6 separate regions of the Mus musculus genome follow, and regions 2, 3, 4, 5 and 6 are each linked to region 1. Evidence: chromatin loops called from intact Hi-C (ENCODE). Cell type or tissue: left cerebral cortex. All regions are shown on one strand. Region 1 overlaps 4930417O13Rik (RIKEN cDNA 4930417O13 gene). Region 2 overlaps Ing4 (inhibitor of growth family, member 4). Region 3 overlaps Vamp1 (vesicle-associated membrane protein 1). Region 4 holds the start of Iffo1 (intermediate filament family orphan 1). Region 5 holds the start of Ncapd2 (non-SMC condensin I complex, subunit D2). Region 6 holds the start of Gapdh (glyceraldehyde-3-phosphate dehydrogenase).

The links. Peaks named below come from ENCODE experiments on the same cell type or tissue, not always from the same donor. Only the 100,000 strongest peaks of a DNase experiment are listed, where the experiment ranks them.
Region 2: a loop joins it to region 1, with 5 times the contacts of the local background. A loop is called at or near these places in 8 of 42 quality-filtered maps.
Region 3: it touches region 1 in a loop (7-fold over the local background); 33 of 42 quality-filtered maps call a loop at or near these places.
Region 4: a loop joins it to region 1, with 4 times the contacts of the local background. A loop is called at or near these places in 21 of 42 quality-filtered maps.
Region 5: it touches region 1 in a loop (5-fold over the local background); 2 of 42 quality-filtered maps call a loop at or near these places.
Region 6: a loop joins it to region 1, with 8 times the contacts of the local background. A loop is called at or near these places in 25 of 42 quality-filtered maps.

What each region holds. Positions count from the first base shown.
Region 1 is chr6:125,269,379-125,274,378 of GRCm38, reverse strand. 4930417O13Rik (RIKEN cDNA 4930417O13 gene) reads right to left here. Exons shown (of 4, transcript NR_015527.1): 3 at 3,966-4,056; 4 at 602-931. Among named protein-coding and RNA genes, the nearest start is that of 4930417O13Rik, 6.4 kb to the right of the region's middle. In left cerebral cortex, a CTCF peak has its summit at 2,579 (motif pointing right); a DNase peak (open chromatin) is centred at 2,635; H3K4me3 peaks cover 301 bases; H3K27ac peaks cover 426 bases.
Region 2 is chr6:125,044,339-125,049,338 of GRCm38, reverse strand. It overlaps Ing4 (inhibitor of growth family, member 4), which reads right to left. Exons shown (of 8, transcript NM_133345.2): 3 at 2,269-2,435; 4 at 2,014-2,128; 5 at 1,752-1,857; 6 at 1,399-1,546; 7 at 1,102-1,163; 8 at 75-971. The coding sequence ends at 932. The region is part of intron 1 of 4930557K07Rik (RIKEN cDNA 4930557K07 gene); the gene reads left to right. Among named protein-coding and RNA genes, the nearest start is that of 4930557K07Rik, 3.0 kb to the left of the region's middle. In left cerebral cortex, a CTCF peak has its summit at 2,471 (motif pointing left); a DNase peak (open chromatin) is centred at 2,461.
Region 3 is chr6:125,217,070-125,222,069 of GRCm38, reverse strand. It overlaps Vamp1 (vesicle-associated membrane protein 1), which reads right to left. Exons shown (of 5, transcript NM_009496.3): 2 at 3,370-3,496; 3 at 3,001-3,159; 4 at 2,433-2,484; 5 at 1-2,020. The coding sequence ends at 2,004. Among named protein-coding and RNA genes, the nearest start is that of Vamp1, 4.0 kb to the right of the region's middle. In left cerebral cortex, a CTCF peak has its summit at 2,867; DNase peaks (open chromatin) are centred at 2,880 and 3,985; H3K4me3 peaks cover 560 bases.
Region 4 is chr6:125,143,365-125,148,364 of GRCm38, reverse strand. Nop2 (NOP2 nucleolar protein) reads right to left here. Exons shown (of 16, transcript NM_138747.2): 16 at 3,612-4,364. The coding sequence ends at 3,724. Iffo1 (intermediate filament family orphan 1) reads right to left here and starts at 3,141. Exons shown (of 9, transcript NM_001302779.1): 1 at 2,336-3,141. The coding sequence starts at 3,108. In left cerebral cortex, CTCF peaks have their summits at 1,653, 2,921 and 3,121; DNase peaks (open chromatin) are centred at 1,405, 2,049, 2,550, 3,163 and 1 more place; H3K4me3 peaks cover 3,525 bases; H3K27ac peaks cover 3,757 bases.
Region 5 is chr6:125,189,472-125,194,471 of GRCm38, reverse strand. Ncapd2 (non-SMC condensin I complex, subunit D2) reads left to right here and starts at 2,886. Exons shown (of 32, transcript NM_146171.1): 1 at 2,886-2,974; 2 at 4,564-4,709. The coding sequence starts at 4,583. Mrpl51 (mitochondrial ribosomal protein L51) reads right to left here and starts at 2,272. Exons shown (of 3, transcript NM_025595.3): 1 at 2,039-2,272; 2 at 1,846-1,956; 3 at 80-1,249. The coding sequence starts at 2,117. The coding sequence ends at 1,053. In left cerebral cortex, CTCF peaks have their summits at 304 (motif pointing right) and 2,807; DNase peaks (open chromatin) are centred at 2,329 and 2,737; H3K4me3 peaks cover 2,345 bases; H3K27ac peaks cover 1,850 bases.
Region 6 is chr6:125,162,488-125,167,487 of GRCm38, reverse strand. It overlaps Gapdh (glyceraldehyde-3-phosphate dehydrogenase), which reads left to right and starts at 1,715. Exons shown (of 7, transcript NM_008084.3): 1 at 1,715-1,936; 2 at 2,177-2,217; 3 at 4,052-4,349; 4 at 4,448-4,645; 5 at 4,780-5,000. The coding sequence starts at 2,195. In left cerebral cortex, no CTCF peak of the experiment used is centred here; DNase peaks (open chromatin) are centred at 1,342, 1,807, 2,555, 3,583 and 2 more places; H3K4me3 peaks cover 4,251 bases; H3K27ac peaks cover 4,024 bases.

The DNA of each region.
Region 1 (5,000 bases):
AATTATGATGTTGCTGTCATCATTCACTTAGCTAACAATCTTAATTAGGCCAGTCTCCAATATGAATACATTTTAGCCAGCTGGAGAGATGGCTGAGCAGTTGAGAGCACTATTACTCTTACAGAGGACCCAGCTCCAATTCTCAGCATCCACGTGGTGGCTCTCAGGAAGCCATAGCCCCAGTTCCAGGGGACCTGACGCCTTCTTTCAGCCTCCTCTGGCACAGGTGGCACATACATCCATATATGTAATCAAAATATTTAACACACACATACAAAACATTAAGTAATATCTTTTTGAGACAAGGTCTGTCTGAGACAGGTAGCCCTGGCTGTCCTAGAATTCACTGTGTGGACCAGGATGACCTCAAACTCAGAAATCTGCCTGCCTCTTGCTTCCTGAGTGCAGGGTTTAAATATGCCACCATGCCTAGCAACATTAAATAAATCTTTTAAAATGCATTTATATTTATTTTTTTAATTTTTATAAAAATGTATTTATATATTAAAATAATATACAAATATATCATATTTATGTATTGTTATACAGTATATAGAAATATATAGATATTTTTCTGTGTTAGTGAATATAAAAGTAATATAAGGAAATAACAAGATGTCTTTAATTCATTAATACTTGTATTTTTGTACTTTTCCATAAAACATCATGTTTTACTAGAAAGGGATAAATTTAGCATATCCGTCCATCCTAGCTACCTGTCACTTAATAGAACAGGAAAGAGAATTTCAAGGGGTAGCATGCACCATAGTTGGCAGGGTGCTTCTCTAGAGCTCACGAGGTAAACCGAGTGTGGTGGTTGACAGCTGTGATCCCAGAGCTCAGAGGCAGAGACAGAAAGTTCCAGTCCGAGTCCTCCTCAGCTTCCACATACAAACACCAACCCCTCACACACAGGAACCGATGACTAAACCTGAGTGAGTGAATGAATGAATCAATGAATCAATGAATCAATGAATGCTATTTAGCTCTCTGGCTCTTATGTTGCTTTCCTTAAAACAGAGGTAACAGAGTAGGGGCCTCCAACTCTAAAAATCTCCCTTTTGATATTTATTATGTAAGCATTTATTGAGTTCTTGAATAGTACAGTACTTGACCAAAAGGAAATCCCTTTAGTCATTTTTTTTAAATGTTTGTGTTATGTGTATTGGTATCTTGTCTGCATGTCTGTCTGTGTGTGGGTATCAGATTGCCTGGAACGGGGGAGTGGGGAAGGGGGGTGAAAATGCCTGGAGTTACAGACAGTGGTGGGCTGCCACGTGGTTACTGGGAATTGAACCCCAGTCCTCTGGAAAGAGCAGCCAGTGCTCTTAATCACTGAGCCAACTCTCCATCCCAGGAAACCCCTTTCAAGGTGTGTTAAAGGGACAGAGATCAATCTGTTGCTTACGTTTTCTGCTAGAAGCAAGTCAACCTGGCTGGTGAGAATATGTGAAATGCTTCGCTTTGCCTCTGTAAACTGTCACAGGCATTTCAAGCCATCTGAGAGCTATCTAAAATGGAGTTTAAGAGGCTCTGTGTTGCGGGGTGGGTGGGGGGGGGACTTTCATCTCAGTCAGATCCCTCAGACCCGGCACCGTGGAGACATTCTCGACCTTAAGATTATAAAGCACTTGTCTCTGTCTTTCTCGGGTATTTTCATAAAAGGGACCTCACTTTCTCAATACAGGGCCCTCTTTACACATCTCTGTGGGATACTGCTTATCTCATAAGAAGACACACACACACACACACAAAGACACACACACACACACACACACACACACACCTGTCCTTCCTCCCTCTCTAGGGAACCAGTGCGAAACATGTCTGATCTGCCTCAGAGAGCATCAGACACTGAGAAACTGACAGGAGCAGAGACCTAGAACGGGAGATGTCAAACTGTGAGTTTATAGTCGGGTGGTAGTGTCTCATGCCTTTAATCCAGCACTCAGGAGGCAGAGGCAGGCGGATCACTGAGTTCTAGACCAGACTCTGGTCTACAGAGTGAGTTCCAGGACAATCAGGAACCCTGACTTGAAAAACAAAACAAACAAAAACGAAACCAAAAAACATATGGGTTCTGGTCCCCAGAGACCACTAGCTTCCCCAAACCCTAAGCGGCAGTGTTCCGTTGTGTAATTTTCTAAACAAAACCCCAACATCAGTCTTAAGCTGCTCAAAAGGACCCCTGACCTCTGCCTTCCCCCAACAAAAACCCACCCTAAGAACCACGGGCCTAGAGTCTAGGCTAGAAGAGACCGGAAGGAAGATCGAGTAGGGCCCTGGTCAGTTCTTCTGAGCGCATTACAGACAGGTGTCTTTTAGACCAAGGGCTCTGCCCCCATCGGTGGCCTCTCCTCCATGTTAGGGATGTCACCCTCAGACTTTGACCACCCTGCAGACAAAGCTAAGCCCTGAGAGACCTGGTTCAGAGGACTGAACCCAGAGACTCACATTCTTTTCCATTGAGTTACACCCCCAAGCCCTTTGCCTTTCCATTTTAACAACAATGACCTTGAAGACGGTAAGATTCCAGAGAGGGAAGGAGAAACTGAAAACTCAAAACCAATATTCCGCCACAAGAGGGCACCCGAAGCCCAGGCACCAGGGACATGCTCTCTCCTGCTTCCATTCAAATCACGTGGAAGAACAGTGTCTGTAAACCGAGGCTCTGCGCCAAGTGAGGCAGAGCTTGAAGCTCCAGGTTATGCAACTGACCCACGAGGCCCCTGTTCCTCTTAAACAGACTTTGTCACCACAGGCGTCCCTCCTTCCTGGGGAGCATCTCCACCCCGGATGTGTCAGCTCCTGGTTGGCCCTGGGAGAGTGAAACAGACTCAGTCTCCATTCCCAGCGCTAGTCTAGAACTCCCCACAAGTTCTGTCCGTCCCGTCCCCTTCCCCCAGCCCCCCTTCTGCTCAGTCATTAGCGTAATTTCAGCGTTTGGAGTGGTCTTTCAGAAGTTTGCAGGTACCTAAGAGACGCCAACAGATCTAAACTCGTCATGAGTGCGGACTTAGACTTCAGAACTATTAAATGTTGTTGAGTGTAGTTTAAAGCCTTAAGGAGTTCTACGTACCAAATTTTCAAGACTCACTGTGCCGGTTGGGTTTTATCAAGCAGACACAAGCCCAGGCATATATGGGAAGAGGGACTTTTACTTGAGGGGGGGGGGGGGAGTTGGTCTGTGGAGTACTGTCTTGATTAATGACTGATGTGGGGGACCCCAGCTCCCTGAGGCTAGGCCATCCCAGCACACATGGTCTTAAATTGTATAGGAAAGCACTATAAGCAGGCCATAAGGAACTGGTCAGTGAGCATGGTCTCTGCTTCAGTTCCTGCCGCCAGGTTCCTGCTTTGAATTCCTGCCTTGACCTCCCTCTGTGATGGATTTATAGGATAGAAGCTGAAATAAACCCTTTCCTCCCCATATCGAGTTTGGCTGTGGTGCTTTATCACAGCCATAGTCCCTAAGCCACTCACGTACATGAGCCCAAGCCTGGGATTGAGGGCTCACACCTCTGACAAGGAGAGCACCCAGGCTTCCTGCCGAGATAACTGTAGATTACCATCATCCTGTGAAAGTGTCCTTAGTGGGCACAGGTTCTTTATTTAACATTGGGAAAAACTGGATCTCTCTTAGCTTCATACCATCTCAATGAAGATAAGACCATATTTCCTGGAATTTCCTCCTCTTATGATTCTGGGTTAGGGTTAGCCACAAGAGACGTGCAGAACTATTGGGAGGTAGAAAACAGGATGGAACCAGTGGCCACGCTGCTCTGAAGGCGAGTGGCACAGCAGATGCCCGGTTCCTTCTTACTGGCTGACCATGAAGCAAGCACAAGCAAGCCAGACCTGTATCTCTTCCAGGCCCAGTCACATTTCCTTCCCTCAGAAGCTCCTGGGCCACTGAGCGAGTAGTTCCCTGGTAAAGAGGGCTGGGTCCTCCACAGACAACTTACCTTATCAGAGTTGGGGCTGCTGAGGAACAAGTTACAACCGGTTCTTGATTTTCTCCGCTTCACACCCAGCGAGGAGTTCTCCTCCCCTGACCTGCAGTGATCCTCAGACTCAGCACAGATCCAAGCAGAGGTCCCATCCTTCCTGGGACCCTTTGGAGATTACATAAGATCTAAAACAAACTTCAGAAGTGAAACAACTCGTGCTAGACTCCAACCCGAGTTCACTGGAACCACAGGTGTGTTTGTTAAAGTTTTTGCAAAGGTTTTAGAAAGTATTTGACCTGGAGAGCTATAGATTTGCCTGGTCGAACTTTTAAAATGTATAATTTTAAAGATATAATCCTTTCAATTGGCGATTGTGCTGGCTAGTTTTATGTCACCTTGACACAATCCATTGGAAAACAGGATCCCTGGGCTGGTGGTCCTGGGTTCTATAAGGAAGCAGACTGAGCAAGCCATGCTGAGCAAGACGGTAAGCAGCACCCTCCACAGCATCTAAAATTACAGAGTTAAAACAAACAAACACTAATGCATGGATTGGAACACAGGGTCCATCTTTCTGCTGCATCCAAGAAATATGCCTCACATAGGATAAAAGGTAGGAAAAATATTCCACACAAATGGAAGCAAGAAGCAAGCTATTTTAATATCTGACTAATTAGACATCGAGCCACAACTAATTAGAAAAGATAGGAAAGGACCCTACCTAGTCATTAAAAAATAATACACCCAGAGTATATTAAAATTTTAAACATTATGCATCAAAAACGTCATCCAATTAAATACAAGAAACAATGCTATAGCCAAGATAACATTTCACCTTAACATAGTAAGAGTGAATGACATTACCAACTTCTACCATAGGACCTGTTAGCTCAAGGCAAAAACCAAACAGAGAAATACTGAAGTTAAATAACTCCATAACTCAAATGGACTTAACAGACATCTATAGAACATATCACATAAACACTAAAAAATTTACTATTTTCTCAGCATCCAATAGAGGTTTCTTCAAAATTAACCACATCTTAGGAC
Region 2 (5,000 bases), 230 kb after region 1:
GGGAGAAAATACCTGTTTGTATCTATTTTGTATTTAGAAGAAATCAAGCTAATACTATCACCGCACACACATATAAAGCAAATACATGATTTATTGGAATTGGGTTAAAGGTGTTTCACGGAGAGGAGATTCGTAATTACAAAATTCTGAGTCCCCCGATGCAAGGCACTCCTCCAGGTGGAGAAGCTGTGGACACCACAGGACAGGACCATTTTGGGTTTTATGTCTTGTCCTATTTCTGGCAAGCCATCTTCCTGCCTCTCATCCAATCCAGAGGATGCGAAAAGAATGCTTACCACATATACTTAAACAGTCTCTACAATAAACACAGCAGGCTAGCATGGATAGCTTTTATTTACCTACCCCAACTCCTTTTACATGTGAGTAACCTGCGGTCTACCTTGCCCCTCTCCCATTCAGAGTCAGCATAAATCCCCGGGCCATAGAGGTTGGAGTAACCACTTAACTAGGCCACTGCCCAAATGACCTAGAAGACCCCTCCCCATGGAGAACAGGAAGAGTGCAGAGAAGGCAGTCTGTCCTGCCTAGCTCCCAATGGGGGAAGGAGGAGTGAGGGGACTGGGAAAGTGCCCCACTCCACTGCCCCAGTCCTTAAGTCAAAGCAAGGGGAATGAAGAGGACCCTCCCTCTGAAATACAGCACCAACCTCACCAAGGAGGCAAAAGGACAGTGAGTGAGATTACTTCCCTCTGGGAGAGGCGGGAGGAGAGCACATACCGTCACTGGCTGCAGCACCCTCCCTACTGGGGTTTGGATGCAGCCTCAGCACCGAGTGGGGAGGAGGGAGAGGGATGACGGTACCGCACTGTCCACATCTCCCTGGGCCCCCCGTCCCCAGCACAGGCCTTCCACTCTGTCCACTAGCCCAGGTCAGGGGGATGCAGAAGTCTGTAATGGAATCCAGGGAAACCTATTTCTTCTTCCGTTCTTGGGAGCAGCGTGGGCAAAACCTAAAACCCAACATGAAGGAGAGAAGAGTGAGGTGAGCTGAAAGTGAGAGAAGCCTGTGTGCTCTCTCACACTGGGCGTTGGGACATGGGACGGCCTGCCAGCTCCTGCCACACTTCAGCTGTCACTCACCATTTCCCTCGAGGTTTGGTTGTCAGCCCCACACAGGCGAAGTGGAACCACTCGATGGAACACTGGAGAAGGCAGATGGATCACAGACATCAGGGAGGGACTGGAGCAGGGTGGAGGGAGGGCCACCAGCGGCTCCTGAGAGGTAGGGGCCCTCTACTCCAGTTTAGAAACTTCAAGTCTCAGCAACCCAGTCCAACCACCATCCCATTCTGCATCCTTCTCTTCACCCGAGTCACCTCCTCCTCTTACTCATGCCCCTCAGAGCTCCTCCCCCAACCCCGAGGAAACGGTTCTCACATCCGGGTTGTCACAGCCAATCATCTCTCCATAGGAGACCTGGTGACAAAGGCAATATGTGGGTTCGTTGGGATCCACAGGCATATCCAACACATCAGAGGGGTGGACACTGCCAAAGGTCACTGAGGGCATCCCATACTCAGGACTTCTGTATGCCAAGAGGAAGACAAATGTCATCCGCAGGAAGGGAAGCTACAACCTGCGCTCTGAGGTGGTAGAAGATCGTGGTGAGGCAAGTGATGTGTGGCTTCCTCTCCGTCCAGCAGACACCACAGTGACAGAGTTACTGGCACAGAAGACAGGGAAAGTGGCACGAGGCTGGCTGGGAGGCGGGCGTCCTCTGGTATACTCACGTGCGCACAAGTTTTAACTTCTTCTGGGCAGCCTTGGGGGCTTCTTCATCTGAGTTTTTCCCTTTGGAACGGGCTCTGGCAGCTTTTTTCTCCTTTTGGGTCCGGCCTTCTAGGAAGAAAGGGTAAGCCGGGAGGCAGAGACAAAAAGATGGGTTAAGTTCTCTTTGCTCCTGGTCCAGGCAGTGCCGCTCCCTCCTAGCTGGAGTTGGCCTCTTCTCCCTCTGACTCCTTGCCCGCATCTCACAGCCCCGCCCCTCCTCACTCTTTTTGCCTTTGCTAGAAGAGCTGTCATAGTCACTGGACTCGATCTGTTTCTCCTTCAGATCAGCCTCAAAACGGGCCAGGTCTGTGTCCAGCCGCCGAATGTGTTTGTCTACCTGTGAGGGAAGGAAGGGAAGAGGTCCAAGCCTGGCTCCGATCAAGGAAAACAGCTAAGACCCAACACAGCTGAAGGAGGGGGTCTAAGACCCTGAGAATTAGCTGAGAGCTAGGTGGGAAACCATGAACAGGGCCATACCATCTCATAGGTCTGCATGGCCAGCTGCACCTTGTCGTCACCAAATTCCTTGCACTTGCCATAGGCCTCCTGGATCTGTCTGAGAAGGGCCAGCTTCTCCTCGGAGCTCAGGCTGCGGGCGCTACTCATATATTCAGTGGCCAACTTGTCAATTTCAGCCTTCAGGTCTACAACAGAGACAGGCCTGGGTCACAGCGGCCCCTGGTGGCTAGATGAAACATACTTCTTCCTCTTGTTCCTTGGACCTTTTCCATTGGCCATCAAAACCTTCCAAGTGAACTGTACTGAACTATGCCTTGTATTCAGGAAATGCAAATACTCATTTGGGCTTTTTTTTTGGTTTGTTTTGAGACAGTGTCAGTATGTAGCTTAGCCTGGTCTTGAACTTGGAATATCCTCCTGTCTTAGATTTCCTAACACTGGGATCATAAGCGTGGGCCTGGCTGAGACTGTCTTAAAGTCCCTTCAGGGTACAGAAAACATGGCTGCCGAGTTGGGAGTTGAGACTACTACAGAGTCATTGTGGGGTTCTCTGCAAAGCAGGTTGTCCTGAAGTACATTCCTGATGACATTTCAGGATGCTTCTTTGCAGGGCTTGCTTGCTGCTTGCCTCGTGAGTGGGGTTCCAAAGACCATCTTCTTTCTGAGCAGCATCTCCAAACGGCCCTGCCCTGCCTCCTGCAAACCAGGCTGTCACTCACTGGTGCTCTGGCTCCAGGTCTCTCTCTCTCTTTGAGTCTTGCCCAGGTTGGCCTTGAACTTAGGATGCTCCCGCCTACGCAGCCAGAGTGCGGGGTCTGACATTTTAACATTACGTCTTAATTACTTCAAGGAAAGCGGTGTCTGCATCCTTCCCATCCACCCTACTTTTCTCTTTCCATTTTCCGAGTACCAAGTCTCTGTAGCTCAAGATGTCTTAGAACTTACTATATAGTCCAGGCTGACCTCAAACAGAAGCTAATCCTCCTGCCTCAGCCCCCTGAAAGCTGAGATTCCATGTGTGTGCCACCACATCCAGCTTGCTCATCACTTGTAACTTGCTTACCATTCTTGTCATTTTTTTTGTTTGTTTGTTCATCTTAGATATCGCTCAAAACACCTTAATAGTAGAGGGCTGGTGAAGACCCGGAATACTGACTAGAAGATCTCTACCCCCTAGCATTATGTAGGGCTCATAAAAATGACAATGGAAGGAGATGAAAGACTAACCCAGTGCAGCACCAGGCAGTGGGAACATGCTATGCCCATACCTCACTGCATTCCAGGCCTTTAGAAGTGAGAAAAATATACAATTCTGTAATTTCCAGCTGGTCTCTATACACAGAATCAAGAGTTAGAACAACATTGAAAAGAAATCCAGCCGATTCTAACTGTCTCGCAGACAGCTGTCAGAGGCAGATGTCCAGAGTGTTAGGTGATACCCATGAAGACACTTAGCCAGAGCAACTTAAGACATGGCTTCATGGACTGGTGAGATGGCTCAGTGGGTAAGAGCACCCGACTGCTCTTCCAAAGGTCCGGAGTTCAAATCCCAGCAACCACATGGTGGCTCACAACCATCTGTAACGAGATCTGACGCCCTCTTCTGGTGTGTCTGAAGACAGCTACAGTGTACTTACATCCAATAAATAAATAAATCTTTAAAAAAAAAAAAAAAAAAAAAAAAAGACATGGCTTCACAGCCTAGCTTGCTAGGTCTTTGAACATGGCTACCTAGGATGGAACATAAGACATATCTATCCTTCAGTGGGTATGAGGACACCTTCAAAATGAACCTTACCTCCGGAGCAGAGCAGCCTGAGCTCTGCAGTGAAGCGCTCCTCAGGCGCCAGAGGGCAGGCACCTCAGGAGAGCCAACTCAGCCCCGAGTACAAGGACTGAAAAATCCAGCTGATTCTAACCGCCTATGAGTTATGACATCCAATGTGTCTATGAGTTGAGGAATACAGTAGAGCACTTCTGATGTTACCTGATGCATTTTGTTTTATTCCTTTCCCTTTTGTTGTTATTGGTTACTTTTATTTCTTTAGTTTTTTGGGGAAAAGGTCTCATGTAGCCAAGGCAGACCTCAAACTCTGGGTATGTGCCAGATGTACAAGGATGACCTCAGATTTTTTTCCCCCCAACAGGGTCCCACCATATAGCCCTTGCTGGCCTGAAACTCAATATGTACAACAGGCTGGCCTCGAACTCACCAAGATCTACCTGCCTATGCTACCATGCCCTGCCCTTTCTTTGTAATAGCTTCTTGGCAAAGTTGCCAGCAGCCATCCATGCAGGCGTATGTAGCCTCAAGTGCTGTGGATTTGGTGATAGCAAACACTGCAATGAGGCATACCTTGCGTTCACGCAAAAGCAAAAAACAAAACCAGGAGCAACGTCTAGGCTTCGTATCTTCTAGTCTTGAGGAAAGAGGTACAAAAACTGTAACACCCCTGAACCTTGTTTATTTTGTGCATAGTTTGTATGTGTGTGGATGAACGTGTACAATGGCCCACAGGTTGTGGTCACAGGACCAACTTCTGGGAGGTTCTCTCCTTCTACTGTGTGGGTCCTGGGGATCAAACTCAGGGCATCAGGCCTGGTAGCAAACACCTTTACCCACTGAACTGTTTCGCCAGCTCAGCATCACTGAATTCTTGAGGTATTATCTCAATCCTTCATTTGATATGGAAAAGTAGAAAAGGATGGCCATTATCTTCTTTTAAGGAGTCCATGAAAGTCAAGGTGGA
Region 3 (5,000 bases), 52 kb after region 1:
CATAAACTGTGAGACTGGGTTAGGAAAGAGACAGAGGTAATGACAGACACGATGGAAGCCCCACATCATCCCATGGCAAACAAAGAGGAGATGTGGGAAGCTTGGCTTCAACTGACTGCAAAGTCCCAGGGTTAGCTGCATATTTGCTCATGCACATGGGTGGTGGGAGGGAGAGAAGACTGCAGAGACACAGAAGGGGGTTCAGGGTGAGGTGAGATAGAAAGTAGAAGGACTAACACCCCCAGAAGAACGAATGCCAACTACACCTAAGCCTTAGATGGACAGAAACCCAGGAAATAATTCCCGTGCTGGGGCTGGGTGGGCCAACAGGGAACATACGCTCCAGGCTTGGGACACACCAAGGACAGTGTTGCTTCTTCTCCAGAGATGGCTCCCTGCACTAGGCAAAGGGAAGCCCAGAGCAGAGTGGAGACCTTCGGGGGACATTGGGAGGCTACACTGACTGCTTTCTTCCAGCTCTTCAGCCCTGCCCTGAGGCAGCACGAAGGGAAGGTGGAAAATGGGCCAAGGGAAAGGAAGGATCGATGGCTCTGCAGAACGAAAGGCTGCTGCGTGGGAAGTGGACCCCCGGCCTAGCACGGCCCTGCCTCCTCCAGTTTGTGGACCAGAGCACAGAAGGAATAGAGGTCTGAGAACATTGCCCTCCTCTTCCCACCCTGCCCTCCACCCGCCGGGCACCTGGCTTTGTCCCATGCGGGATCCTATCATGACACTAGAAGAAGCCCCCGAGACAGACTGTGCAGCTCCTATCCTCGGCTCCAACAAACACAGCATGCAAAGGGAGTGAAAGACAGGAGGCAATGCAGAATGGATGGGCACAGCGGCTGCAGGGAGAACTAACGGAAGAGTGGCAGGCAGCTGCGGATGCGAGGCCCATGCCGCACAGCAGCGCAACGGCACACCAACACAGCCTGGACCCTCCTATCCAAAACTGAGCTGCGGGATCAGTGGACTTCTCTAACTCTGGAAAGGCCCTCCTGCCTCCCCCCGTGTTACATACAGGGTAGTGTGGAGGAAAGTGTTCTGTGGCAGCCTGGGAGTCTTGCCATGCAGCTCTCATTTCTCGTGATCAACAACAAGGGAGGGACAGGCCTTTCATTAGTGAGATGGCAAGAAGCACACTCCTGAAAGCTTGTTATTTTCCAAGCCCCTGATTCCCTGAAATTATTTGGTGCCTTCATGAATAACATCAAATGCTTCAGGTGACATGAAGAGAAGCATGTGGGATGGCTTCTAGGAGAAGGTAAGAGTGTCCTGGTGTTTTTACAACCAGAAAGTACGCCTTTCCTAGGCCTACAGAGAACAAAGCGAGCGAAAGGCTGTAAAGTTCCCCACAGACACAGAAAATCCTGTACTGACATGTAAAGAGTAGCTACAAAATACAAGTCTGACTTTTTCTAAAAGGGATTTGAAGTTGGTCTTTAAACAGACCTCTGGGACCAAAGGCAGGCCTGGTATGGGAGAAAAGTTTCAAATAAGGACAACAGTTCCCAACTAATATATACATATACATGTGCATGTACATATACATGTGCATATACACATGCACTGGCAGCAAGCTACTACTTCCCAACTATTCTTGCTCCCCTCCTGCCAAAGGCCAGCCTTTCTTGGAGACACCATGGACACAAATACCCTTCTCCTCCCCTCAGCTATGCTAACTTCTCAGACACTTCACCTCTGCCATTCCCGGCCCCCTCCTTCCCTTTGGCCACAACTCTTTTAAGCTCCAGGCACACGATAAATGGGTAAGGAGGAGGTGCCAGCCGTTGTCTTCGGGTAGTGACTTCAGGACTGGACCACGAGCAGCATTTCTAGTTTTGAGGAAGGGTGCAAATGAACGCAACAGTAAAGGAAGGGTCATGGAGAAGCCTGGGCCAGGATGGAGAACGGAGGATGGAGGAGTTTGTTGAGAAAGCAAACAGAGGGGAAGAGACATGAGCTTGGGTGGCAATGGAGAACAGGGAAGGGATGGCACATTCTCAAGTAAAAAAGTAGACTGGACACAGGAACCAGCAAGTCCCAGACGGAGAAGGAAAAAAGAGACAGGAGAGAACAAGAGGGCAAGTTACAGCACATCACCAGACATTCAGGTCTCTCAGTAACAGGCACCCCAGCCCCAAGGTCTCCCTTGGACCCAAGCTAGTGGCAAACAGCTCAACCCACCTCCTCAGCAGAAGGGGCAATCTCCCACAATCCTTTGCAGGGGGGCGGCTTGTCCATCAAGGAATGTCCTTGTTTTTGCCCTTCCTCCCTCCCAAACCAGACGACGATCCCCCAGTAGCCGTCTCCATACCTCTGCAGAGCGGCCCCACTCCCCAGGCAGGCAGGCAGGCAGGCAGGCAGGGCTGGGAGAAGTCTCCAGGACCTTCCCACCTCTTCACCCCATCAGCGACCTCAGCGATACTTACTTACAATCACTACCACGATGATGGCACAGATAGCTCCCAGCATGATCATCATCTGAGGAGACAGATGGGGACAGAGCATGAGCCCTTGCACTCAGAGATGGGACCACCCACAGGCCTCTGCCTCTTGTACGGTCACAACCTCAGGAGCATAGGACCTGCAGCCTCATGTTGTTTACTTCCTGTTGCCTGTTTGTTTTTTTCTCTTGGAATTCCAATGGATGGGCAAACTTTGTGAAGTACCTGCTCAGGCTACAGAAGTTGTGGATGTTTAAATACATATACTGAGCCAGTGTATGGCTGCTGGGTGTCTGAGGAAAGAGCCAGGTGAGACTTTCTGCAGAAGATACTAAATGAGAAAGAGCTACCTCACTAGTCTAAATTCTGAGTTCCTCTACCTAGGGCTTTCTTAGTGGTTCTGTTACTCTAGCCTACCCTGGTGGCCAACACAGGTACTACATATCAAGGAGGCTTCCAGATTTCAGAGGAAAGAAAATGAGAAGTTAATGGCTCTCTTGCCTCCTGAGAGGGGAGCGAGGCAGGAAAAGCTGGAGGGGGCAGGGAATCTCACCTTGCAGTTTTTCCACCAGTACTTCCTTTTTAGCTTGGCAGCACTGCTCTCAAATTGTGATGCTCCGGCCTGCAAGGCGTCAGCCCGGTCATCCAGCTCTGACAACTTCTGGTCCCTCTCCAAGACCTTGTCCACATTCACACGCATGATGTCCACCACCTAAGGAGATTGCAGAAATAAAGACGCTGAGATTTCCCCCCTAGAGACCGAGAAAATGAATAATGCCTGGGAGATCACAAGCCAAGGCCTTTGGATCCATGGCACGCTTTGCCCCACCCCACCCCCTGAGCCTCTCCCCTATAAAAAAGAGGAAGATGGGTAAACCGATCCTTGACTTAGACACTCTCACGGAGGGTGCCAGGCGCCTACCTCCTCCACTTGTGCCTGGGTCTGCTGTAACCGCCTGTTACTGGTCATGTTGGGAGGAGGACCAGGAGGACCCCCACCAGGGGCAGCTCCTTCTGTCCCTTCAGCAGGCGGTTGAGCTGGAGCAGACCTGTGGAGAGAGGCAAACAGTACACAACGTAACTGAGACAAGAAAAGAATCCTATGCATCCTCACCTCACACCACCAAAGCAAATGCTGATTGAAAACGGAAGGCATTTTAGCTCCTCAGCCACCCCCAAGTACTGAGAGGCAAACTCAGACACATCCTCTGGCACAATGGCCATAGGGACAAATATGCCAGCCTTGACCTAGATGGAATTTGCCTGGCCACTACAAGCTCCTCACATGAAATAAGATGGGACAACCCAATCCAGGGGAAGAGAAATTTGTAGAAAACATTAAATCGTAAGGCCACGTGAATCTGAAGTGTGAATATGAAAGGGGCAAGTCGACGGTCCTGCTTGGGGCAGGGTCTGGTTCCCGGTTGGGCTTCACACTGTAGTTGGAACATCACGGCTGCTGCAAAGACAGTTTGGAGAATCACCAAAAGCAAAGTCTGTATAGGTGGAGTGAATCCAAGCCGGTTGTTCTGTTCTTGGCAGAGAAGCCAGGAGTTTCATTTAAAATGAATCTGAGACCTAAAACAATTATACTAGTCGTTCCGAAAAGCACAGACCAGAAATAAAAATGCTAGAAACAGTCCTCAGTGTACACACAGCAGACACTCTGTCCATTCATCTTCAGACTGGGCGATGTCTCAGGATAGTTACCCAGTCCCGTGTCAGATAAGGAAGCTTGAACTACACTGCTGTGAGTTCAAGTCTCTCCACCAGCACCGCTGAGGGCAAAGCGTTCCCACGGCCTTAGAAGGGAATAATCCAGAGTGGGTTTGGTTTGGTTTGGTTTGTGTTTCGGGTGTTTTGTTTTGAGATGAGGTCTCACGAAGCCCTGGGTGTCCTGGAACTCTCTATGTAGACCAGGCTAGCCTGAAATACAGATCTATCTGCCTCTGCCTCCCCATCTGCTGGGGTTAAAGCAACGGTGGGGCCTGAAGATGAACTCCTCTCTGACAGTCACCAGCTAACGAGTTCCCAGAGTTAAACCCACAGAAGCAAGGTAAAGAGAGAAAGCTAAAATTTGATGGGGAATAGAAATTTCTTAAGTGCTAAAAAAAAAAAAAATCTTTGCTAGAAAAGTCCAAGAATAAGTACAGTAAAGGTTAAGCCACCAGAAAGTTGCTAAAAAAAAAGTAAATTCCTTGATTAATTACAACAGAACCAAGATGCAGAATCTCTTTTTCCATAACTAAGGGAAATGTTCTAGACACGATGTAATAACCCCAACCGCTTCTCGGCCTTTTGGCTAAGATCAAGATGTAGAAGCCCCTCAGAAAGACTCTATTAGCAGATTACACCAGCTTCTTCCACTTAAAGGGCCGCTTTCCCATTTCCTTCCTAAACATAGAGGAATCTGCAAAGCCATGGGAGCCACAGGATCTGCACTGCTACTGAGCTAGCTAAGCAATCTAGTTCTAGACCAGAGGGAGGGATTTCAATGAGTTGGTAGCAGCTAGTGTTGGAAGGTGTCCAGGATGGTGGCACCAATGACAAGAT
Region 4 (5,000 bases), 130 kb after region 1:
CCCTCACACCCTCTTATCCTGTTTCCTGCCAGCCCTGCACTCCCCCTCGCCTGCTTCTCCCTCTGTTCCAGCAGTGACAGAGTCTGATAACCTCACGTTACACGTTTTCTTACATGAGACCTTTGTCTTTGCTAGGCTCTGGTTTCTTCCTCTACAAGTATGGGATGTGGCATCCTGTGTGCCTAGAGTCTGTGAGTCTCTAGAGGAAAAGCCCATAGGATAGACAAGAGGTTACGACCCTGGCCAAGACGCGTCAGGGATGAACTTGATAAATCCCAGTGAAACACGAGCAAGTTTAAGGCAAGATGATGCTTAATGAGATGGCTCATACAGGGAAAGAAATCTGAATTATCTAGATGCCCGCAGTGGTCTCCAGCCAGGTACCGATGGGTGCAGTGTGGCCTGCATTCAAATCTCAGTTTGTTTGTTTTTTTTGCAAGGTTCCCATAACTTGGGTAGAATCTGGGCAAATTTCATAATTACTACATTTACCAAAGGCTTCGCCTGCAAATAAATCCTATATTTGAGTTGAAGGGAAAGAGCAAGGAGCATCCTTATTACTGGAAAAACTGAGCCCCAAGAAAAATATCACCCAGGCAAAGGAGCTAAAGACAGGAGCTAGGGGGTGGCGGGGCCTCCATCCCGCCCAGTTTAATAATCAAGCTCTGCATGCCATCCAGGCTAACGGAGTGGGGTGTGGGGGCACGGTGTGAGGAGCTCAGAAGGAGGGAGGGGGCACTGGGGTGGAAGGGCGAGTGTCGTGTACCATGCAATCCTAGCCGCGGGCCCTCTGCACGACCCTGTGCTGCAGTGATGAGCTAACCAGTCCCCAAGGATAACTCTTTGCTGCCCAAGACAGCTGCACCAAGGACAAACAGTCTCTGTTTTAAAAGATGGCTTGGAGAGGAGCAGCTGTTCCTAGGACTAGAGCAGAACTCCAGAACTGTCCATGCTCCACTGGCTGTTAAGCCCTTCAGGGGAGAAGGCAGGTGCGGGCAGGCCCTGGGCGGTGCCTAGAGGCTGGGATAACTAAAAACCCAAAGACATGGGCCACAGTCATGGAAGCCAGGGTGAGGATTGAACTTCAGGAAGCCTGCTGATGCATGCGATCTGGGGGATGCTAAGAGATCACCAACCCTTGAAGGTCACCCAGAGCCTACAAAGTGTTTCCAGGGCCTCCAAATAGTCCTCACACACGGCTATAACCAGATAGCGATCCCTGCCACCTTGGCCTGCACACACAGACCAGGCTATCCCCCAAAGGGTCACATTAGGTAAGACACTGGAGCCTCCAAATCTGGGCTTCCCCTCTGACCGCCACCAACTTCCTCCTCAACCAGGGCCTGGTCAGCCTTGAGAAAACTCTCTCTGCCTGTGGCCCTGTCCTGTTGCCTGGTTACCAGCCATCCAGGGAGTCCTCCTGGTAAACAGCCAGCACTCCAATGTGACATCCCTTCCTCTTAACTCTTATGTTAACCTGCTGGGGACAGGGTTCCTCTCAGAAAGCCAAACCTTCACCCTCAGAACACACAGTGCTGGTCCTGAGATAGCCGATCTGTATCTCTGTAGGGCGTGCCCATGTCCCAACTTTTTTTTTTTACTTGGTTCTGGTTGGAGATTCTTCTGATAGAGCGCCCCCACCAGCTTTATGACAGCCATCCCTTCTCCTTGTCCTAGGAGACCCCATACCCTTTCTCTCTTTTCCTGTGTGTTTTGACTGTTCCAAGCAATATCTTTAGCTTCCGGAGTCCTTGAGCCTCTTGTATGGAACCAGGGTGAGACCTGGCTTCTGGGGACATGCCTTAGAGGAGGCCCTGGGCAGGCACAGTCGCCCTTCACTACCTCCTTCCAACTTCACTTAATTTGCCTCCAGAATTAAAGCCGCATCCTTCACCCCATATGTGGAGTTTATGTCCTGAAATTGCCCCCAAGGTCTGAAGCTGGCCCGACAACCAAGACCCACAGATGCAGAGCTCTCTCGGATGTCTCCCTTTCATACCACACAACACCCCACAGTTAGCAGAGTCACGCAGACACTGCAGCCTGCATAAGACAGGGAGACATGCCAGAAGAAAGCATCAGTTCCCAGTGTTCTAGAAGGCTTCGAGCCACCAGTCTGACTTGAGAACTGTCTGTGGATTCTGGGGTCCCTGCAACCAAATCTTTCCCTGCTCCTCACTTTTCATCATCACAGGAAGTTCAACTCTTGTTAACACGATTCTTGCCCTCCGCCCCCCACCCCCCGCCCCCCACTTCTCCGTTCTAGGAACCCTCACTAACTAACTCCCTGCCCCTGTCGTGTCTGTGTGGGGCATGTCTTGAACCCTGTCCCTACCTTCGCTTGTACTCGTCCCGCTCCCGCTTCACTTTGGCCAGCACGTTGTACAGGGCACGGATCTCAGGGGTGATGGTGTCGATCTGGACGCCCACCCCGTCAGGGTGTACCCACGACAGGCCAGGCCCTTGCACCAGCGTGGGTTCCAGTCCTGGTCCAAGCCGGCGGGCGTGAGAGAAGGACCAGATGGTGCCAGGCATGAAGCGGGTCGACGAGGAGAAGGCAGTGGATGTGGAAGTGGAGGATGATGTGTGGCAGGCGGCAGAGGATGCTAAGGGTCCAGCTGGCGAGCGGGAGGGCGAGCCCAGCACCCGCGCTGATGGGGGGCACACGGCGGCCGGCCGGGAGCTCAGGGGCAGCCCCAGGGGCCGGATCGGGCTGATGAAGCCGGTCTGTACCGCCTGGTCACGGCGGGCCAGGCCCCGCCTGCCCTGCTTACCCTCCTCTAGAGCCTGCTGCAGCTGTTTCTCCAGCAGCCGATTTCGGCGCTCTAGCTCGTGCACCTTGGCTAGGAAGCAGCGAAACCGGAGGTTCAGGGTCTTCAGTACGTTGATGTTGGAGCCTAGGTCGTTGCGGAGAGCCATGGCTGCGGGGGGCGCCGGACCAGGCCCCGGAGGCGAATAGGCAGAGGGGCCGGCCGAGGCAAGCGGAGCCGAGGCTAAGTCCCCTCCCCCGGCAAAGTGGTCACCTCCCAGAGGGTCCCCCAGCGGCCCGGCCAAGCCTTGCTGCTCCTGCTGTAGGAGGAAGAGGTTGGGACCAAATAACGGATTCATGGCTGCGCCTTCTGCCGGGAGAAGGAGACCAGTGCAGCAGAGGGTGAGGAGAAGAGCCAATGAGATGCTTGTGGGATACGAGTGACCAATCAGATAGCCCGGCAGGAGGGCAAAGGTCATAAGGGAGGGAGCAGAGGGGGCCAATGAAAGGCCCTCATTAGGGCATCAGCGCTGAACCTTTCCCGGGTCTGAGGCCCCATGAGTGGGGTCAACCCCGGCAGGAGCCAGACTAGCCCTTCCCGGGGAGCCACAGCCTAAGATTCTGACTGTAGGCACAGGACCTCTGGCTCTTTAGAGACAGTCTTCCCTACTGCCCTCTCTTCTACCTGGTACCCTGGGTCGGACTCCTTTACTTTTTCCCATGAAGACTAAGAAATGGAGGGAGAAATTTACCATTTGAATAGTCATTTGAATAGTGCACAACTGTCTCTCCCCAGAGAAACCCAGGCCCACTTTCCTACAAACCGCCAGTACCCAGTCCCCTCAAAAAACACAACAGCAACTAGGAGTGGTAATATGTATATTAAATTTCATATGTATGCACAGGGGGAGGCCAGCCTTGCATCAGGATCTAAAAGTTCCAACCCAGAGACAATGTCAAGTTTCCAAGTCCATTTAAGACAACAGAGGCTGGCTGTTGCCCTTTGTCATTGATTTCCTCCTTTTTGCTGGTGGGGGCCTGGTGGAACTGTGGGGAGACACAAAGGGGGCTGAGGGTCCCTTGGAAACAGCATCTTCTTTCAGGGGAGCAGCTCCATTAGCAGGCTGCTGTGCTAACTGCTGCTTTCCTTTCTGTTTCTTTTTGGCTTCCCCAAGGGATGGAGCACAGTCCTTAGGCCTTGGGGCAGCACGGATTTCAGAGGGAGTCGGCACAGGAGGTGTTCTCGAGTCCTCAACCCTGGAAGGGGCGCTCGGCTTTGGGACAGCAGCCTCCTTAGAGGGCTTCCACTTAGGTCCCCGCTGCTTCAGCTTCTCAGACCTCTTTCGTTTGCTGTTCACGTCAGCATTCCCAGCAGACTGACTGGGCCTGGTAGACACTTGGGCATCTGGGACAGAAGGTTCAGTGGACAAGCCTGGCCCTTTGGCGATGCCGTTCAACTTCTGGAAGGGCTTCTTGGAATGTGGCTGTCTCAGCAACTGCTGCTTTGCCTTCACAGCCCCACGGGCTTTCTTGGTGGGCTGACTACCGTTCTCAGACTTTGGGGTGACCTGATCCTTCAGGTCAGGCTCTGTAGGGGTAGCTGCTGCCGAGTTTCCTGAGGTAAAAATTAAACAGATGGCTTGATCATTAAGAAACAAGGCAGGCAGATTTCTGAGTGAGGCCAGCCTGGTCTACAAAGTGAGGTCCGGGACAGCCAGGGCTATACAGAGAAACCCTGTCTCAAAAAACAAACAAACAAAAACCAAGGCAGTTGCCAGGCAGTGGTGGTGGCACAGCCTTTAATCCCAGCAATTAGGAGGTAGGGCCAGATGGATCCGAGTTCCAGGCCAGCCTTGTCAACAGAGCCAGTCCCAGGAGAGCCAGGACTACATAGAAAAACCCGGTCTTCAAACACCAAAATCCAGGCTGGTGAGATGGCTCAGTGGGTAAGAGTACCTGACTGCTCTTCTGAAGGTCCGAAGTTCAAATCCCAGCAACCACATGGTGGCTCACAACCATCTGTAATGAGATTTGACTCCCTCTTCTGGAGTGTCTGAAGACAGCTACAGTGTATTTACATATAATAATAATAATAATAATAAAAAACCTGGCAAAAAAACAAAAAAAAACCCACCAAAATCCAAAGAAACAATAACGAAGGCCCACACCTTAGGATAGTGCCCAAAAACTGACTACTCACACTAGTTCATGGTTTTTACTGAAACTATTTGCCCCACACGTTTTAAGGGAT
Region 5 (5,000 bases), 80 kb after region 1:
TGCTCTCAAGTGTTTTACCTCTGAACACCTCTCTCATAGCCCTGATGCTCAAACCTGTATTAAAATATCTTTCTTTTTAAAAAAAGATTTATTTAATGTATGTGAGTACACTGTAGCTGTACAGATGGTTGTGAGGCTTCATGTGGTTGTTGGGAATTGAATTTAGGACCTCTGCTGCCTCAGTTGACCTTGCTCTCTCTGGTCAACTCCACTTGCTCTGGTCCAATGATCAAAGACTTTTTTATTATTAAAAATAAGTACACTGTGACTGACTTCAGATGCACCAGAAGAGGGCGTCAGATCTCATTATGGGTGGTTGTGAGCCACCATGTGGCTGCTGGGATTTGAACTCAGGACCTTCAGAAGAGCAGTCAGTGCCATCTCACCAGCCCTAAAATATCTTTCTTAAATGACATTTTTTTCCCCTAAAAAAAAAAAAAAAGCAAACAGGGTAGCACACACAGGGGTAATACTGGGTGTGATCTTTAACACTTCATAAAACTGGGCATGACTCAAGGTCAGCCTCCACAAAACTGCCCTATTCAAGAGGATGGGAAATGCTGTGGTACTCAGACAAGTTCCCTAACTTATAACTGATAAGAGCAGTACAAAGTGTAATTTCACTTTCCTAGTTCATTTTGGGGTGGCAGAGTCTTTAGAAATAGCAGCTACACTTCCAAGGGCCTGGGCGGCTAGTGGCAGAGTTCCCTAGAATGAGCAAGTCCCTGGGTTTCAGCTCCAAGATTACAAAAAAATAAGATAAAATAAATAAAAATAAATTCTTTAAAAACTTACACGAGGTGCCAGTGTCAGAAAGTGCCAGCAATAAATGATTGTTATAAAGGCCACAAGCATAACTGGGCTGTAAGTAATAGTAACAAAAGATCATGTGACTTAGGAACGAGGCAGACGTCAGAGTGCATGAGTAAATGTAGCACTGGGCATATCAGATTCCAAAGGAGCCCCATTTTTTTATTACATCGAGCACACAAAGCTCTCTCCTTGCTGGGATAAGTCCTGTTCCCCTTCTCCAGGGTGACACATTTCCCGTCCTATCTGTACTTCCCATGTCGGTTAAAGTGTTTGTAGAGATAGCTGATCCGTTTGTTAAGGTTATGCAGGTCCTCAATGAACATCCTGTTTCCCACAAATTTCTTCTTTCGGACACAACGCTGCAATTCATTTCCTCTCCAGCCTCGAAGCCATACTGGGCCCTTGATCAGTTCTTTTGGGTGCTTCTCGAAATTCCCTGTAACGTGACAGAATATATACTAGTTTCAAGAGAAGAGAAGTCAGCCTAGCCCAACTAGGCCTTCAACACAGTTTCATCTCCCTGATCAGAACTACTGACAGACAAGGCACACACCAGTCTAGTACAAGGGACAGAGTCTTTGTAACACTTGCTCTTCCAAAGGATTCCCCAGCACTCTCAACTGAAGGTTCACGACTGCCTGAAAGGGAAGTTCTAGGAAGTCACCCTGAACCTGCAGGCATTGCTTGAGCAGTACACGGTACACATTCAGAAAACACAAAAATCTTATTTAAAAAAGAAGAAAGAAAGAAAGGAGTAAAGACTTTGCAGCCAGAAATGTCTGGGTTCAAATACTGACACTCCCATTTACTCGCTTTGGCCCTCAGACCTGCCCACTACTGTGTTAGTGAGACTGAGTCCCGCACTCCTCACTATTCTCCGCATCTCAGACTGGTCTTGCCTGGCTTCATCTCCCGTGTAACAGGTTTGTGCCCCCAGGCTTGCCCCGGGCACATTACTATTCTCTCCACAAATAAAACCGAAAGAGTCAAGAGAGCATACTAATCCTTCAGAAACCAGGAATCGCGTCCTACCCAGGATTCCAATGTTGTCGTAGACGCCAAACAGAGCCCTCTTCTCGTTCCAGCGATCAACCACTTTGGGAGGTGGAAGAGTGAGCCTTACGAAGGCCAACCGTGGGACGCCTAGGGAAGGACAGAAGCATGAATCAGCACTGCCCAGTGACAAGCCGTTAGCCGGCCGTCCTACTACACTTAAGCCACTTACCCAGAGAGAAGCTTCGGCATGCCGAGGGCACCCAGCCCCACAGTCTCCTACTTGCCGCCCAAGGGACACTCCCTGCCATTACTCTAGCCTGTCCGCCTCAGTAGGGGCAGCAAACCAGCCGGAAAAATGGGGAGCGGGTGTGAATTCCAAAGCCAAGACACAGATTACAGTCCCAGGCGGGACTCACACGGTAGTGACAGTAAGAGGAGCCATTTTGGGCCTTACCCAGGTAGCTTAGGGAGTCATCCCAAGGTGGCTCGCACAGCCACAAGCCCCGCCCTCCAAGTTCCGGCCTGTGAGGCGCGTCCAGTCAAATACTTCCGGTTTAGCCCCTGGAAGAATGGAACCGCTGCGGTGTTTGTTGTCGCAGGAAAGGACGCCCCCAAACCGAAATTCCGTTAAAATAAGCTCTCTCCTGTCCCTTGCGCGTCCTCAACTGTGAGGGAAGTGGAGGACGGGAGCCTGGCGCTACGGCAAGCTGAGTTTTGCTGGGGCAGTATATTCCCGGAGTGTACAGGGCCGGGCGCCACATGGTTAAAAGCTGGACTGCTTTAGGCGGCCCGCGGAGAGACAACGGGTGACCATGCTTAGCCGACTACGGTAGAGATGCCGGGAAAGCGCAGACTCGGGGCCACGCCCCTCGCCCGCTTGCCCCGCCCCCGGGGCTGTGATTGGTTGGCTTCTCCAGCCTCTGTCGCGATTGGCCTCCTGGCAGCCGTTGAGGTTTGAACAGGGAATTGCGGGCTCCGCGAGCGCGACGCCTGGCGCTGAGGCGGGTCTCCGTCTCAGCCTGCCGCGGATTGGCCGGTTCCTCCGCTAGCTTGAAAACCATCTCGTTGTTTGGCGCGTATCCTGCCCTATTGTTTTCTTCCTTCCTTTTCAGCAGGGGGCTCTCCGGTTGAAGAAGCGGCGGGTGAGGGGTGTCGCGGGGTCCAGGTGAGATGTGGCAGTGCGAAAGGTTGGGAAGGGAAAGGTTGAGAAAAAGCAGGTCCAGGACGTGACGCAGCCTTTGCCGGAGTGCGGTCGGGAGCGACGGTCTGGTAGGGATGCCCTTGAGATCCAGTATGGCTGTGTGTCTGACAGATCAGAATCTGAATGTGTGGTGTGGGCAAAATCGCATAGCCTTACTACCCAATGTGTAAATTTGGTTGTTTCGTTCTGCACCCCATGAGACTGAAATCAGGCACAGGATAAGTAGAAGTTAATGTCCTTCCATTCCATTGATTGGGCTGGAACCCCAATGCTCAGTAAAATATTTCTTAAGGATTTTTTTCACTTTAAAATGGAAGCAATAAGTCTGTATGTATACACTGATTGTCACTTAATAGTTCATTAGTATTGTCTTGTGTTGTTGTGTTGTTGTTGTTGTTGTTGTTGTTGTTGTTGAGATGTACTCCTTGCAGCCTCACTGCAGTCCTGGCTGACATCAAACTCAGCAGTCCTCCTGCCTCAGCCTTCTAATGTTGCCTTTATACACATGTTCCACCACCCCTGGCTATTGACTAGTTTTTATCCCTTGATTCTTTTGATCCCCAGAGCAACACCATTTTACAGAGACCATGAGACTCAATGACTTAGTGTCAGAATAATAAGAATTATGCTCACTTGATCTATTTGTGTTGATTTTTAAAAAACTAATAGTGATATATTATTTTAAAATATCATACAGTTAATATATTTGGAGTTATTTAAAATTTATACCGAGAAAAACATATGTATTTTCAGTATTGCTGTAGACAAACATCTGCATAAGACTGTTCAATTGATTGTTGTGTTATATCACACAACTTTTATAATACTCATTGTTATTGTTACAATATTATATGTATATATATTTTTGTTTGTTTGTTTTGTTTTTTTTTGAGTTAGGGTTTCTCTGTATAGCCCTGGCTGTCCTGGAACTGCCTCTGCCTCCCGAGTGCTGGGATTAAAGGCGTGTGCTACCACGCCCAGCTTATTTTATAAATTTTAAAGAATATGATAAAAAACAAAAGGTATTGCAGGTTTTGAAAGGGGGGACTCTCTGGGAGGAGTTGGGGTACAAAAGGGAAAGAAGAATGTGATGTAAGTCTATTTACTCAAAATATGTAACAAATTCAGGTAAATTGAAATTATGTATCTTTTCTCATCAGAATGCAATAAAACTTAAAGGAAAAAATTATTCTCCTCTAGAGTTGCTTTTATATTGAGGGTGAGGGTTTGCAGGGGAGGGTGTTTTATGACAAGATCTCTTGCAGCCCACACCACGTAGCCGAGACTAGCCTTGAACTCCATCCTACTGATTCCCGTGGACTTGGGACATAGATATAAGCATGTGTTACTTTGTGCGGCTCTGATCTTATATTTTATAAGACGATTCATATAGCTGTTATAAGACTGAAAAACATTTGAAAAAATATATATTTTATTTATATTGAACTGAACCTGGGGTAGACTCAGTAGAAATGTTCTTGTCACATAATCAAAAGATGACACACTGGTAGATTTACACCATGCCTTTTTTTTTTTTGCTGTTTGGTTTCTAGGTGAACCAGGGGGAGAAAGATGTCTCCCCACAACTTTGAATTCCACTTGCCCTTATCTCCAGAGGAGCTGCTGAAAAGTGGAGGTGTGAATCAGTACGTTGTCCGGGAGGTGCTGCCCGTCAAGCACCTCTCATCCCAGCTTAGAGGTGAGAGACTCCATGCAATGATGTTATCCTTTCTGTTCTACAGCCCCGGGACACTCCATCTGGGCCAGGGAGGTCTTTCCTAGTCCCTGCCTTTAGTTGTTTGTTGTCCCATAGTTGGTTGGTTGGTTGGTTTATTTGTATCACCACATGGAATTCATGGCATAAAATGTCCTGGGCCATTTTTGAGAAAAAGGTGGTTTTTGTTTTTTTTTCGAGACAGGGTTTCTCTGTGTAGCCCTGGCTGGCCTGGAACTCACTCTGTAGACCAGGCTGGCCTCGAACTCAGAAATC
Region 6 (5,000 bases), 110 kb after region 1:
CCCAAGCCCTTAATCTGCTGAGTCACTTGGAGCAGGAGGCACAACTGCTGTTTCTGCTGCCATGACAACAGCACAGTGCTGCTGAAGTGCTCCCTACCTCTTGGTGAGGGGACAGTAATGATAGATGACAGGCGTGAGGCAAAAGGGAAGGTGCACCTCTGAAACACTAGGTTAGGGCTGGGCTATGGAAGGGCTCTTTGGGTAGGAAAAGGGTTAACGCTGTGCATAGAGCCTCGGTAGGAAGGCAGAAAAGGGACTCTGAATCTGCCATGCCTCTCCTCCCCACCACTGCGCTGGGGCCACTCCCACCCTTCCCACCCTGTTCATCTGGCCTGCTCCCCGCTCATGGGAAGCCTGGGCACGGGCCACACAGCTGTCAGTCTAACACAGCCTTGGCTCTGGGGCCCCAAGGAGGTAGGGCAATCTGGAAGGGCAAGGAGCCAAGACTAGATTTGGGGTGCAGCCCAGCGTGCTCCCTGCCTTTTAAGCAAAGGTTATCACCAGGCCAGCTAAACTTAGCAATAGGCTCTTGAGCTAGATGAGCAGGGGGCTGGTTTCATGTTGCACTGGCCTAGCAAAGAGGCGCCAGAGTCCCCCTGCCCTGCACCTGCTACAGTGCTCCCAAGCCCTTCCACCCTTCCCAGCCTCCCTACCCTTCGGAGTGAAGAATCCCGGTCTCGAAAAGACAAAATAAAACCAAAGAATGCCTTTTCTCCCTTCCACTTGTGGCAAGAGGCTAGGGGCTTCCCTGTCCTGGCTCAGGGGTATAATATTTCCTCTCCTGTGTTCTCCCCTCACTGATCTCACCCTGTGTCCACGAGGGCAGCCAAAAAAGGAGAGTCCCTGGCTCCAGGGCCAGTCAGCACGTCCCTGGATGGGGAGGGACTTCCGCCCTCACGTCCCAACTCTCCACCCTGGGGCTACAGTGGGTGAAAGGGGCAGTGTCTCCTAGCCTGGGCGGGGCAGCTCTCAGGTTCCGAGGAGGGATACTATAGGAGGCCTCTGAGCCTCCTCCAATTCAACCCTTAAGAGGGATGCTGCCCTTACCCCGGGGTCCCAGCTTAGGTTCATCAGGTAAACTCAGGAGAGTGTTTGTAAGTCTCAATTATCAGGTTTCCAGGCTGCAGGGCATCCTGACCTATGGCGTAGCAATCTCCTTTTCAAGCGTCTTCCTGGCCACCCCCTTGCCCTCACAGCGCGGTACACAAGCCAGGCCTCTGGCCAAAGACAGAAGCCAGGAGGGGGGGGGGGGCAGATAGGGAAATGGGGCTCCTGAGGGCTCCCGCGGGAGGAAAAGTGCCCCCACCCTGGCATTTTCTTCCACTCTTTTTTTTTTCGGGGGGGGGGGTTGCTGTGTCACTACCGAAGAACAACGAGGAGAAGATCCTCAACTTTTCCGCAGCCTTTTCAATAATGGGGAGAGGTTCGATGATGCAGTGGCAGGGAGACCCACACTTCTCCATTTCCCCTGTTCTCCCATTTTACTCGGGAAGCAGCATTCAGGTCTCTGGGTCCTGGATGTCCTTGGTGCACACTCCAAGGACTCCTCGTCCTTAAGTTCATAGTCTGTATTCCCTGAGTCCTATCCTGGGAACCATCACCCGGTCACCTCCTGAGCGGGGCAATCTCAGCTCCCCTCCCCCTATCAGTTCGGAGCCCACACGCTTGGTGCGTGCACATTTCAAAAATGAGGCGGGTCCAAAGAGAGGGAGGAGGGGAAATGAGAGAGGCCCAGCTACTCGCGGCTTTACGGGTGCACGTAGCTCAGGCCTCTGCGCCCTTGAGCTAGGACTGGATAAGCAGGGCGGGAGGCGGGGCGCGCGTCATCAGCTCCCCCCCACCATCCGGGTTCCTATAAATACGGACTGCAGCCCTCCCTGGTGCTCTCTGCTCCTCCCTGTTCCAGAGACGGCCGCATCTTCTTGTGCAGTGCCAGGTGAAAATCGCGGAGTGGGCCGCAGGAGGCCGGGGACAGTCGGAAACTGGGAAGGGGAGTGGGCACTGTACGGGTCTAGGGATGCTGGTGCGAAGTGTGCAAGCCGGACCCAGGCTCCGCATTGCAGGGGGGGGATGATGGAGGACGTGATGGGGCGCACGGCGGGAATGGAGGCGGGGTGGGGGAGGGGACTGCCTGGTGTCCTTCGGGCCACGCTAATCTCATTTTCTTCTCCTGCAGCCTCGTCCCGTAGACAAAATGGTGAAGGTCGGTGTGAACGGGTGAGTTCCAGGGCGGGGCCCTGCTCCGTTGCCTACGCAGGTCTTGCTGACCCGGGGGCTCTGCAGTACTGTGGGGAGGTGGATGAGGTGGCCGAAGCGCCCAAGGAGACCTCAAGGTCAGCGCTCGGACCTGGCGATGGCTCGCACTTGCGGCCCCCAGCTGCTGCACCTCTGGTAACTCCGCCTTTGCGGGGATGAGCGGCCCGGAGTCTTAAGTATTAGGAACAACCCCACGCGCCCGTTCAGACCCATCCCGTAATCCCCAGTCCGGGGCTTCTTTCTTTACTTTCGCGCCCTGAGGAGTCACGTGCCAGGAGGGAAGCCCCTCCCCCATCTCCCCCTTCCTCGGGGTCGGTGGCATGGCGTTGTGAGGTGCATACCTTTGCGCATCATCTCCCAGGCTTGGGCTTCCTTTAGGGTAACTGGCCGCCGCCATGTTGCAAACGGGAAGGAAATGAATGAACCGCCGTTATGAAATCTTGCTTAGGCCTTCCTTCTTCCTAGCTTGTGACTAACCTCATTCCTCTCGGCTGGGTGGAGTGTCCTTTATCCTGTAGGCCAGGTGATGCAAGGCTTCCGTGCTCTCGAGAGAGTTCTACCTCACAATCTGTCTCACCTTATTAGCCTTAAAAGCCCTTGAGCCTTATTGTCCTCGGGCATAATGCGTATTCTAGATTATTCTCTGAAAATCAAAGCGGACTTACAGAGGTCCGCTTGACCTCCCAACCCCAGAGGTAGTTATGGCGTAGTGCAGAGCCGTGGGATGGGGAGCTGAGTCATGGTGGTTCTGAAAAGAAATTTTCCACCACAAAATGGCTCCTGTAGTAGCAGCCCCTTCCATCCCCTGCACTTCCCATCACAGCCTCGCACTGACCCAGGCCCTATAGGCCAGGATGTAAAGGTCATTAAGAGGATTGGGTGTCCCTGCGCCTCAGAATCCTGCCCTTCTCCCCGTTCCATCCTCCAGAAACCAGATCTCTCCACTCCGCCCTGATCTGAGGTTAAATTTAGCCGTGTGACCTTTCTGGATCTGGGGTCTGAGCGGGCTCTCCACCCTGCTCCCCCTACACACATCTGTTGCTCCGGCTCTCATTTTTGCCCGAGAAGAACAGGTGTTTCGCGAACGAGCCCTGGGATTAGGGTTGGAAACCCCCCACATGTTTTCTCAGTCTTTCCCCTTAGTTCGAGGGACTTGGAGGACACAGGTGGGCCCGCCCTGTGCTGCTCACGCTGACCTTTAGCCTTGCCCTTTGAGCTTGCTGATGAATGAGTTCACAGGTCTGCCCTGTCCAGGGGGTGTAGCCTGAAGTCCAGCCATGCTGGAACAAACTTCCCAGGGCATGAGTGATGGGGGTGATGTGCCAAGCTTGTACCCAGACTGGGGCAAACTGCCACTTCTTAAGAGACTTAGAATGACTTGGAGGAGGTTTGCTGGGCAAGCAATCACCTCTTGGACAGGAAAGAAACCTCCACTTTATAACCGTGCTATAAAAGCCCTGCCAGGCCTCGGCTGCTCAAAGAATATAAAATTAGATCTCTTTGGACTTTCTAGGGTGGGAACAGTCTATATTTGGGTTGTACATCCAAGCATTCAACTAGCTTTATTAAAGGGAATTCTGAACAAAACATGAACTTCCTGATGCATACATTTCTAATGTACTGTGTCTGCATAAAGGCTTGTACCTTTGTTGTGGTACGTGCATAGCTGATGGCTGCAGGTTCTCCACACCTATGGTGCAACAGTATTCCACTCTGAAGAACATGAGATAGCCTGGGGCTCACTACAGACCCATGAGGAGTTCTGATCTCAGCTCCCCTGTTTCTTGTCTTTCAGATTTGGCCGTATTGGGCGCCTGGTCACCAGGGCTGCCATTTGCAGTGGCAAAGTGGAGATTGTTGCCATCAACGACCCCTTCATTGACCTCAACTACATGGTCTACATGTTCCAGTATGACTCCACTCACGGCAAATTCAACGGCACAGTCAAGGCCGAGAATGGGAAGCTTGTCATCAACGGGAAGCCCATCACCATCTTCCAGGAGCGAGACCCCACTAACATCAAATGGGGTGAGGCCGGTGCTGAGTATGTCGTGGAGTCTACTGGTGTCTTCACCACCATGGAGAAGGCCGGGGTAAGTGGCCGGAAAGCTGAAGGTGACGGGCACCCTTGATATGGTGCAACCTGAAAACCAAGAACTGAGTCTGAAATCAACTTCTTTCCCTTAAACAGGCCCACTTGAAGGGTGGAGCCAAAAGGGTCATCATCTCCGCCCCTTCTGCCGATGCCCCCATGTTTGTGATGGGTGTGAACCACGAGAAATATGACAACTCACTCAAGATTGTCAGCAATGCATCCTGCACCACCAACTGCTTAGCCCCCCTGGCCAAGGTCATCCATGACAACTTTGGCATTGTGGAAGGGCTCATGGTATGTAGGCAGTGGGGAGACAGCTCATGCATTTCTTATCTTACCCTGCCATGAGTGGACCCTTCTTTGTAGGTGTCCCTTTTGGGTAGAGGGGTGCCGTGCAGGACCTCACTCATTGCCCCCGTGTTTTCTAGACCACAGTCCATGCCATCACTGCCACCCAGAAGACTGTGGATGGCCCCTCTGGAAAGCTGTGGCGTGATGGCCGTGGGGCTGCCCAGAACATCATCCCTGCATCCACTGGTGCTGCCAAGGCTGTGGGCAAGGTCATCCCAGAGCTGAACGGGAAGCTCACTGGCATGGCCTTCCGTGTTCCTACCCCCAATGTGTCCGTCGTGGATCTGACGTGCCGCCT